Linked DNA regions of Homo sapiens: region 2 is linked to region 1. The links are chromatin loops, found by intact Hi-C in ENCODE. Cell type or tissue: PC-3. All regions are shown on one strand. Links, peaks and the distances in the headings refer to the core of each region. The heading gives the core; the rest is flanking DNA. Region 1 overlaps OSBPL3 (oxysterol binding protein like 3). Region 2 overlaps OSBPL3 (oxysterol binding protein like 3).

What was found. Peaks named below come from ENCODE experiments on the same cell type or tissue, not always from the same donor. Only the 100,000 strongest peaks of a DNase experiment are listed, where the experiment ranks them.
Region 2: it touches region 1 in a loop (2.7-fold over the local background); 18 of 110 quality-filtered maps call a loop at or near these places.

The regions. Positions count from the first base shown.
Region 1 is chr7:24,920,451-24,925,831 of GRCh38, forward strand. The region is part of intron 1 of OSBPL3 (oxysterol binding protein like 3); the gene reads right to left. Among named protein-coding and RNA genes, the nearest start is that of OSBPL3, 57 kb to the right of the region's middle. In PC-3, for the core only: no CTCF peak of the experiment used is centred there; a DNase peak (open chromatin) is centred at 2,131; H3K4me3 peaks cover 462 bases; H3K27ac peaks cover 2,709 bases.
Region 2 is chr7:24,969,837-24,975,217 of GRCh38, forward strand. All of the region lies in intron 1 of OSBPL3 (oxysterol binding protein like 3), which reads right to left. Among named protein-coding and RNA genes, the nearest start is that of OSBPL3, 7.7 kb to the right of the region's middle. RefSeq lists an enhancer at 1,520-2,175. In PC-3, for the core only: no CTCF peak of the experiment used is centred there; no DNase peak of the experiment used is centred there.

The sequences.
Region 1 (5,381 bases), core at 69-5,068:
CAGAAAATAGAAAAATGTTTGCCAGGGGCTGGCTAGAGGCAGAAGGAAACAAAGTAATATGGAGTTTCTTTTTGAGTGATAGAAATTCATTAGATAGTGGTGATGGTAACATGACTCTGAATATACTAAAAAATATTACTGACATACATTCTAGAAGAGTAAATTCTGTAGTATGTGAATTATATCTAAATGTAAAAATCCCTTGAAAACTCCAACAAGGAAGTTATGAAAACCCCACCAAGACTGCTTTAAAATAGCAAGCTCAGTTGAAAACAAATGACCAAATAAAATCAACATGGGACCCTGTGATTTCGGATCAGCCTATATAAAGCCTATTGAATCTATACCATCTAGTGAACTCATGGAAATGAAAGAATTAAACAGCAAAAGTCAGAGGTCAAATTCAACTTCTACACATGGAAACACCTGTACAAATTATGATAAGACTTGTCAATCCTGCTGCCACATTAGTCATCCTAGAACTCACTTGAGAGGTTGTTGACAATTATATCCAGTAATGAACCTGGGGTCTTCTAAGATCCCAAAGGCTTTCTTCTATCCCAAGAGGCAGCACCAGCTTAGATCTCTGAGCATTTATTTATGTGTAATCCAAGGTCTAATGAAAATCTTTACAGAATGACTAAAAGCCTAATCTGGATGTGACATGAAAATGACTTTCAAACTCTGAAACAATTGGTTGATCTTTGCTCTATATGCTTGCTTTACATTTAGCAGTGACTCAAGCCCACATTAAAAAAAAAGTTACAACAACTCTAATTCTCAGAAATACCACGATGTAGGCTAAAATAGATACACATATGTACACCCATATTCACACAAACCAACCCATCACGAATCCAAAGAATGACATAGGCTAATGAAAAGCCTGAACTGCATTGTCTGCAGACAAAAGAACAACATGAATAGGGCAAGCACAGATAATCCCAACTTTTGAGGCTGAGTTCCAAAAGGTAATTGTAAATCACCTCTTTGACACTACTCAAAACACATTTTTTCATAGACGTTTGGTCATGTGCCCAGGCCAGCCCAGAGAGGCCTATGCAATGCACTTAAAGCTAAACACGCCTTCCAAGGTCAACTCCAGAATGTAGCTCAGAAGTGGCAGCATCCTGGCTGCAGCAGCAGGAAGTAGAAACAGTGTACCCTCTAGGGTACCTCTCAGTTACCCTAAACTGAGGAGCAAATACAGGGCGTGGTCCACATTGGGAATCCCATCCTACTCCCACTGAGACATATAAATCCTTAACAAGGGATCTCTAAAGGCTGAGAGAAGGACCTGGCTTCCTAGTACTATCCCAGAGTTCTAACCTCAGTACAATTCTGCTAATTTGGAAATGAAAACAAACAAGAGTTCACATTATGGGATTTTAAAGAACCTTCCATTCTTACAGAGAGCCAAATTGCTGGATTTTTCAAAAATGTATTTTGTAAGGAAGATACATGAAAAGTAGATTAGGAAAAGTAGATTCGTGACTTTTGGCAGCTTCTCAACATCTATGATCAATACAGATTCAATTTTTCACCACCTTTATGTCTCACGTCCAGCCAAGAGGCTGGTACACAGCAGCCACCTCAAAAACGCTTGTGGAATCTCTATACTTCTAACATTGTTAGTATTGTGAATGCAATTTACTTTTTAAATACTGTAAAGTAACTTACATACAGTGTGACGGGGATTAACAGGATTGGCCTGGCCTCAGAAAAGACATTATTTAGGTGAGAAACAGAAAATAGAAGGTTAACAAATACAAACTACAAGCACTGTACTATCTGGACTGTGTTACAAAAAGTCCTAGAAGGGCACAGTGAGGGGGACTGGGGAGAGCACAAACTTTCGTGTTAGAAAGGTGGCTTGTCCTTACCAGCAATGTGACCTTGAGCAAATCTGCTTCCTTGTGCCTTGATATTCTCAACCAGGGAACAATTCCCTCTCAGGGGAATTGTATGGCTGAGTGACCAGCGTGGGAGGGAAATTAAGTTTTCGGTGGATACTGTGGTGCTTTTAGAGTTTGATTCTAGAAACATGACTTTCTCATTAAACAATTAAATACATAAAATGCACTATGTGATTCATCATTACAGTAAACCCCAAGGGAAGTGTGTAAAATGCCAGGCTGCTCTCCCTAACCTTTCCTCCATTTCCTTATGCCCTCTTCTTGTTCTCCTGTGACTTCCACAGACCTGCCAGCTCTGCCCTGGTCCTCAGTCTGACCTCATTCTAGCCTGACCACCTGCTTCACAGCCTTGCTATGAACTCTGTTCTTTGCACGTAATCCCCTAGTCCTGCTTCAGGCTTCAGGTCAAGGATCTCTGTCCAACCCTGTCCCTGCTGCCCTCACCCTCTTGGTGAAAGTGACAGACCACCCTCTCAGGGAGAACCACAGGGCTAATTCTGATTCCAAAGCAAGCTTATTACTTTAGGGTCGATGCAGCAAACAAACAAAAAAGCAAGTTTGCTTACAGTTTTGGCAGTCGAAGAAAAAAAGGAAAAGAATAAGAAAAAGAAAAAAACATATAAACATGACCATCAGAGATACTCTACACTATAACCACTACATACTTCCCCGCCCCAACACACACACAGAATCAGAGGTGGAACCAATTAAGCGAATCTTCCTCAGTTCAGAACAGCAAATCTAATCCTAGAAGATAGTTTCCATCAATCACAATAGGTTATCTATCTAGAAAGGGCCATCACTAGGCCCACAGAGGAGCCCAAGCATGCCTGTTGACCTCTCTCTACAGAGTGGAGCTCCTCAGGACTGGGGAGTCAGAGCTAGAAGAGCGTCTCTGCTCCTCAGCAACCTGCTCCTAGAACCAGCCTCTTCCACTCTCAGGGTGAATCAGCATCCAGGTCTGTGCCTCATGTCTCCCTGTCCACTGGAGTAACCCCAACAAAGGGTAGCCACTGTGCTGACCTAGCTGAGCCAACCAGATTCCCTTCCTCAGAACGTGGAAGTATTTCGAAGTTAGACACACAGGGACCTAGGCAGACTCTGAAGACCACTGAACTCAGTAGATGGGTAGGACTGCCAGGGCAGCTATTTTTAACCATGAGCTGGGCAAGCAGGGATGAGTATGGGACGGCAGGGCAGAGAGAGGGAGGGAGAGACTAAAAGATAAGAGAGATTGACAGACAGGAGTCCCAGAGAAATACAGAGTGTGAGGCACAGAGACAGGCAGACAGACAGCACGCACATGCAATGAGACAGGGGCAGGCAAATAGAAACCCAAAGGAGACCAGGAAGATGCGGAGCTGCAGTGGGGCAGGCGGGCGGCCGGGTGGGGAGAAGAGAGATCTTCATGGGGCTCTGTCTGCTGAGTGGGAGGCCCTCCTGTGTCACAGCAGTGCTTCCTGCTGCCTGCCAGGGGCTCTGAGAGCTGCCCCCTTGCATCACTCCAATCAACCCTCTCTTACCTGATCCAGTCTATTTCTCACTTATGAAATCTAGAAAAACAATTTCAAATATCAACACCTAATGAGAAGCAGCACTGGCAATTTTGACACATATTGTGGATAAATAAGTTAAAATATCTGGGAAACCTACTTGGCTATCACTAACAAAATTCTATAAAATATTGATACCTTTGGACTCAATGTTTATAATAGGAAAAAGTGTATACAACCTCAATGCCCAACAGTAGAAGAAAAGTTAAGCAAATTAAGACCAAAATACGTTTACTTCATGTGGTGAATAATATCACCTCTAAAAAGATTTATGGTTAAGAGAAAAATGCTGAATATAAAAGTACATAGAACTATGTAAAAATGTACACTGAAAATAAAGACCACAAGAAAATACCGAGGGAGATAATAGGAGGCCACATTTGGGTGGCAACGCTAAGAGATTTTTTCTTCCTCTATACGTTCTCTGTATTTTCAACATTTTTATAATGAGAATATATTCAAGATGATATATTACGTAAAAAACAAATAGAATAAAGAGCGAAAAAGTAGTAAGAGTCTAACTCCGATACACTTTTGTACTTGTGACTTTCCTATTGCTATGATACCCAGTACGGATTCCTACACAGAACTGGTTCTAAGAATTGCCGTCATCTGGCTAAGCTTCTTCCCGGTATTGCTATGGTGACATTTACTTAGTAAACATTTCCTCAATGCCTGCCCACTTTGTACAAGGTTGAGTTTAATGGCTGCTGATACTCTGATGGGCTACTCGCTACCCATACTTTCTGAGACAGCCAATTCCATTTTTAAGTGTTTGGGTGACACTGATTATCTCCAACTTAATCAGCTGTCCTGAGGCCTGTATGAGCAGCTCACTGATCTGACAGTAATCAGAAGGCTGTTAGATGCCCAACAAGTTTCCCTTATTCTTGAGATACTTAGACCTATAGCTGCTCACGGTTCTGCCTAGCAGTCACATTTGTCCCGGCTCAGGTGGTCTGCTTGTCTTCCCTTCTTTAGATAGAATAAGAGTCAACTATATATAGCTGTTACCCTTTTTCATTTCTTTTTTGTGTGTTTATACACTAAGAAGACAAGGGAGAAGGCATAGCAATTCATCATTTTTATATGTCGTTCTGCTCTTTGTAAGAGCCAGTGGAACTATACATACAATTAACATTCAAAAAACGTTACTAAAGATTTCTAAATGACATGACCACAGAATTAGGTGTTTTAAACACCATGTATGTTAGCACAGAGTTGGATTTAAAAAGCCAGCAGCTGAAACAGAAATTATCCTGGTAGACTGTTTACAGGCCTACCGCTGTGATAACAAACCTCCCTCAGCCCCTTCAACATCAACCCCAGAAGCACATGTAGAGGGTGGGTGGTTAGCCTTCTGGGCTGACACGGGCATGCACATCTGACTTTGTTATTGTTGTCTGAGTTTTTGGAACACTGGGGGGTGATGTCTGCCTATAATACATGTGGCCAGATGTCTTTTCAAGAAAAGAAGAAATATCCCAATTCCAGCCGGAATACTCAAAGACCCAATACAGTTTCCCCATCTTTCCTTGCTGGTTCTTATTTAATAATAAAATCTGTCTTCCTTTTAAGCAGCCAGTGGACAGGCCTGTTTGAGGCAAGACGCACTAAAATGTCTCAAAGGAATTCTACAAAGATGGCTTTCCTTTCAAGTTTAACTCCTGAGGAATAAATCCTTCTCTGCAAGAGCATTCTCTAGTTTCTCAGGGCTAAACATGCATTCAGCAGTTCCTATTTTGATTGGAACGTTTCATCGCTTTTCTCTATCACTGTAGCAGACAGAATCACTGAATTGTATACAAGAGAAAACCAGGAATAAAGAGATAGGTCCTACTGATGGTGTATTCAAAGCAAGCTTTCTCCTTTAAACCTCAATGTTGCTAGAGTGAAGAAAGTCGGCTGGCTA
Region 2 (5,381 bases), core at 173-5,172, 49 kb after region 1:
CACCAAAACACTTTCTGCTAAGATAGCTCTTACCGTGTCACCTCCTTGTTCACTGTTTACAGCATAGTCTTTGGAGTTACTATGGGATTTAGGACTTATACCACTTGGGCCCTAATCTACCTCTCCATTTACTTTTCCCATTACACAGTCCTTCTCTTCATCAAACCGGATAGTCCACCAACTCTTAAAATGTCATGCCTTGTTTCATCCTAGCTAACCTACCACTTCTGCCTAGAATGTCCTTCCTACCTTTCCCTTCGTCCCTTTCTTTTTTTTTTTTTTTTTTTTTTTGAGACGGTGTCTCGCTCTTGTCGTCTAGGGAGTGCAGTGGCACCATCTTGGCTGACTGCAACCTCCACCTCCCCGGTTCAAGCGATTCTTCTGCCTCAGCCTCCGAGTAGCTGAGATTACAGGTGCCCACCATCATGCCCAGCTAATTTTTGTATTTTTAGTAGAGACTTGGTTTCACCACGCGGCCAGGCTGGTCTCGAACTCCTGACCTCAGGTGATCTGCCTGCCTCAGTCTCTCAAAGTGCTGGGATTATAGGCGTGAGCCATCGCACTCAGCCCCTTCATCCCTTTCTTTATCTCAATCCCATGTGCCCTTCAAGATGTGTCTCAAACACTCAACTTCTCTGCAAAAGCATCTCCCTCACTCCTCCTGAGCTCCTATAGCACTTTAATATCTTGTTTATATAAGTAGAGAAAAGATGGATCAATATATAGAGATATAGATACAGATAGATAGATATAAAAAACACAATTGTAGAGAGAAGGAGGAGTGCTATAAACATATATATCCCGAACTGAAGTGAATATTCTTTGAGGTCGGGGCTGTGGCTAATTAACATTTGCCTGCTCCCTACTTCTAGGTAGCACCTTGTACATAATAAATTGTTTTTAATAAAACGAAAATGTCTGGGGCTTAAAACGTTAGTGTGCATCATAATCACCTGAAGGGTTAAAACCAGTTTTCTGGACTCCACCCCCAGAGTTTCCAATTCCATGGGTTTGGGCCCCACCCAAGTTCTGCTAACAAGTTCCTAGATGACACTGATACATCTCCTGGAGTCACACTTTGAAAACCACTGCTTCAGACCGTTCCTCAAACCTCAAAGTAAAAGCCTTTAGAAAACCGGGGCAAAATGTGTCCAAAAGTCTCATGGACAAGAAAATCCTCTCAAACTGGGTGTCACCTAGTTATGTATAGATTTCATCCTGTCTACCCTGTCCAGCTCAAAGAGGCAGTGGCCCAAGGCCCCAGAGGCAGGTACCACAGGAACTACATCCATCCTCTGATCCTCGGACTGCCAGTCCAGTGCTGTTCAGCACACAGAGGGGGTCTCTAATCAAGGGCTTGGCAATAGAGGCCGAAAGACCTGACTGTACCCCAGTTCTGCCACTTGCTGTGTGCGTGATCATAGGAAAACTACTTCGCCCTCTCTAAGCCTGGATAACCAGGGTTCTTTGGGTGGAAGCAACAGAAAACAATTTGGTAAATGAAGCCAAAGAAAATGTATTAGAAAACAAATCAGTTCAAGGAACTAAGAGGAGGCTGGAGAGGCAAGCCCGGGCACAGCTCCGTGGAATGGAAAGCTACACCACAACAAAGCTGTATGCACAGATGGTCTGGCCATGACACATCTCGCAGCAGACTCTCCATGACCCTCCCACACCCAGAGTCCAGAGAGAGGCATGTGACTGACCTGGCTCACAGGGCCACAGCTGAGGGGAATGGGGCCCCTCCTTCTGGTCCCAGCAGACTATATCCAAAGGCAAGAAGTGACTTCTCAAATGGAAATCAGGAAGGGTAAAGGGATGTTGGAAAAACCAAACAGCAAGTGACTGCTCGCTAGCCTCTGTTTTATCAGTGATAAACTGGAATGATAGTAACCACTTCCTAAGTGATAAGATCTAACGAGGTAGCGTAAGTAAAGCACTTAGCCTGGCACATGGAGAGCGCCCAACAGCTACTGGCTGCCACTGTTATCACTGTTATTCATAATTACCTCCACCTTCAAAGGAAGGATGGTTTCCCATTCCCTAATAGCTCCAACAAGCTCCGAAGGAAACCTCAGTTAATTCTATATATGCCAGGAATTTGCATGAAGCAGCCCTACACCTGAGAAAAACCCAAGTGGGCTTCCCTGTATTCTTTTAGGCTTCACATACCCCTAACCCACTTTGCCTCAGATGCCAGACAACTAAGCTACACTAGAATCTAGCCAGCAAGTTATTTTAAGCTACATGCAGGGCTATGCTGGAGGACAGGTTGCTAGATATCATTGCGTTTCTGCTATAAAGGTGTTAAAAACTCAACTTTGGATTCAACTCCCATTAGCAAATAAACAAACCTGTGTGTCGCATCAGAGAGAGAAATTCAAAACCTCAAATCAAAAGAGGAGTTAAGGCCTCCTCCCACTCAGTTCTACATGGCCTCCAGCAATGGCAGAAAGACACAAAAGGGCAGGACTCTGCTCATCTCATCCTCCTTTGAGGATTCCCCAGCCACATTCTCTTTTCTCTTCCTTCAGCAACCTGAATCACAACCTACAGAAAAATGGAACCTTTCTCTCCAGGGTCCCAATTAAAAGCCAGACTCATTCCCTTTGAGCCACATCTCCCCACTGTAATTAATGAATTCTCTGCAACTCTTTAATGTCTATATCCCCTTCTAGTCTGTAAGCTCCTTGAAGGGAGGTTCCACATCTGTTCAATTCATCGCCACATCCCCTGCACCCAGCCTGGTGTCTGGCACATGGCATGTGCTTAATAAATATTTGTGAAACGTATGAGCAAAAATCTTAGCGCATGCTTTAATTCTAGGGAGGCATCTACTTCAAATTTAATAAGAGTTGCTGAGATTAAAAAATATATACATACATAAATATACACACACATATATATACATATATGTAGATTAAAATATATATATTAGCTTTAGCTTCTAAACATTTCAGATGACTGTCCACCACAAATTACTTGGGGAGGGAGAAATATTTGTTTTATAAGATGTAAACTATAATTTTAAAGTTCTTGTAACTATTACAATATTTGATATCAAGACAGGAAACCAGTGTGGGAATCTTTACAAGTACTACATTTTAATACATATTTGGAGAAATGTTACATTGAGGAAAGTATCTGACCCACACAATACTAAAAATAAAGATTTTAGTATTTTAACTGTAGAGGGTAAACAAAATAGCAAACTTTAGTTATAGTAACTGTCAGAGATCCTCTGCCAATCCCACACTGGATTGCTCATTGCAATTTGATTCTGCTCTGCTTTACATTTAAGCTATTTTTTTAACTCAGATCTACTCTCACACAATCTCAGAAATCACAGATGAAAATTCCACTAAGATTGTTCATCCAGCCCACACCCACTCAGAGAACTGGGCTGATTACCTCAGATATTTTTTTCATAAGTAAACACAGACATATAGACAGCAACATAATTTTCATCTAAAGAAACTTTTATGAAAGAAATTTGCTTCTTGGCTTTAAACCCACACAATATTATTATTATTCCCTAAGAATCATATTCCACTCATACTCAAGGGGTCTTGGAGCATCTAGAAACAACCATATTCTGGCTCTCAAACAACAGACTTAGGTAGAGGCAGTTATAAACCAAGTCCAGAGAAAATTCAATTTCAGGGGTACAAACAATGTGGCTAAGAACAAGGAAATTACCAGTGAGTCTTCTGTATTTTTCCAAGATGAAGGAAATATATCACCAACTTCAAAACAAAATCATTTAGATTAATAACTAAAGAAGCAATTCTTCACACTGCTATTCCATTTATTATTATAAAAGAATTTTTAAATGTTCACATAGCTTAAATAAGCCCAGGAATGATATTGGAAGGCTACAGCCTGCCTGCACAAGCTTCTGCAAAGAAGCATCTTTGAAAAAAATCAATATTTCCCAATCCTTTCATACCAGAGGAATCCTTTATAAAAAATATTATACTCCAGACTTTAAAAAAGATGACTTTGATATTTCTAAACTTTTTATGATGAAAAATTTCAAACATGTACAAAAGTATAGCACTGCACTGCCCAGCTGAAATGTAATAGGAGCCATAGATGTAATTTTAATTTCTTAAGTAGACAAAGAGTAAAAGAAAACAAGTTAGTTTTAATTACACAGTATTACAATATATTCAAAATATTATCATTTCAACACGTGATGTTTAAAAATTGAGGTATTTTTACATTATTTTTCATACTAAATCTTTGAAACTCAGTGTATGTGTTATCCTACGGCGCTTCTCAGTAAGGACTAGCCACATTTTAAAGGCTGAATAGCCACATGCGACCAACGGCTGCCTGGCAGACAGCACAGATAGAGAATTCATCACCCAGTTTCAACGATCGTCAGCTCACGGACAGCCTTGTTTCCTCTGTACTCCCTCCTCACCCCCAGATTATTTCAAAGCAAATCCTAAAAACTGTAGCATTGCAGCCATGTTCAAAGTTCCTTGACTCTTTTTAACAGTTCGTTTGTTCAAATCAGTAGGTAAACCATCAACTATGAGGACCTCTTTTTAACGACAACACATTTTGCTGACTGCAACATAATAGGAGTTACACTTTTAGTAAAATGCTGCAGTCATCTGAATGTTTATTACGCATCTATCTTGTGCCAGGTTCTGTTCTAGCCCCAAGATAAAACAGCGAACAGGGCCCAAAGGAACTTCTGGACTACACATTAGGGTCACATTAGAATCAAACTTTTTTAGAAATGCCAGTCCCGTCAGCTAGCAAATAGATAAATAAAACCGTGGTATATACATACAATGGGGTATTACTAGGCAATAAAAAGGAATGAAGTACTGATACATGCTACAACAGAAATTAACCTTGAAAACAACATACTAGGTGAAAGAAGCCAGACACGAAAGGCCACATACTATATGACTCCCCTTATATGAAATGTCTAGAATAGGCAAATCCATACAGGCATAAAGTAAATTAGTGGGTGGGGATTAGGGGAATGGACGGGCAGTATGGGGAATGACTGGTAATGGGTGCAAACTTTTTTAGAGGGTGATAAATGTTTTAAAATTATGGTGATGGTTGCACAACTCTGAATATACTAAAATCCATTAAATTTTGTACCTTTAAACGGATGACTTGTATAATATGTGAATTGTGTCTCAATGGTGAGTGGTGAGCTATGAGTCTAGACAGGGAAGCAGGAGCCAATTCAGAAAGGGTCTTTCAAATCTGCTTTAAAATGTGAAATATTCATTGATCCATAAAATATTCACAAAAATTCCATTTGAATTCCATAACAATTTTAGTACATTTTTAGTAACAGCATTACCGTAGATATGAAAAAATAGTACATAACATAGGCAAAATATTTA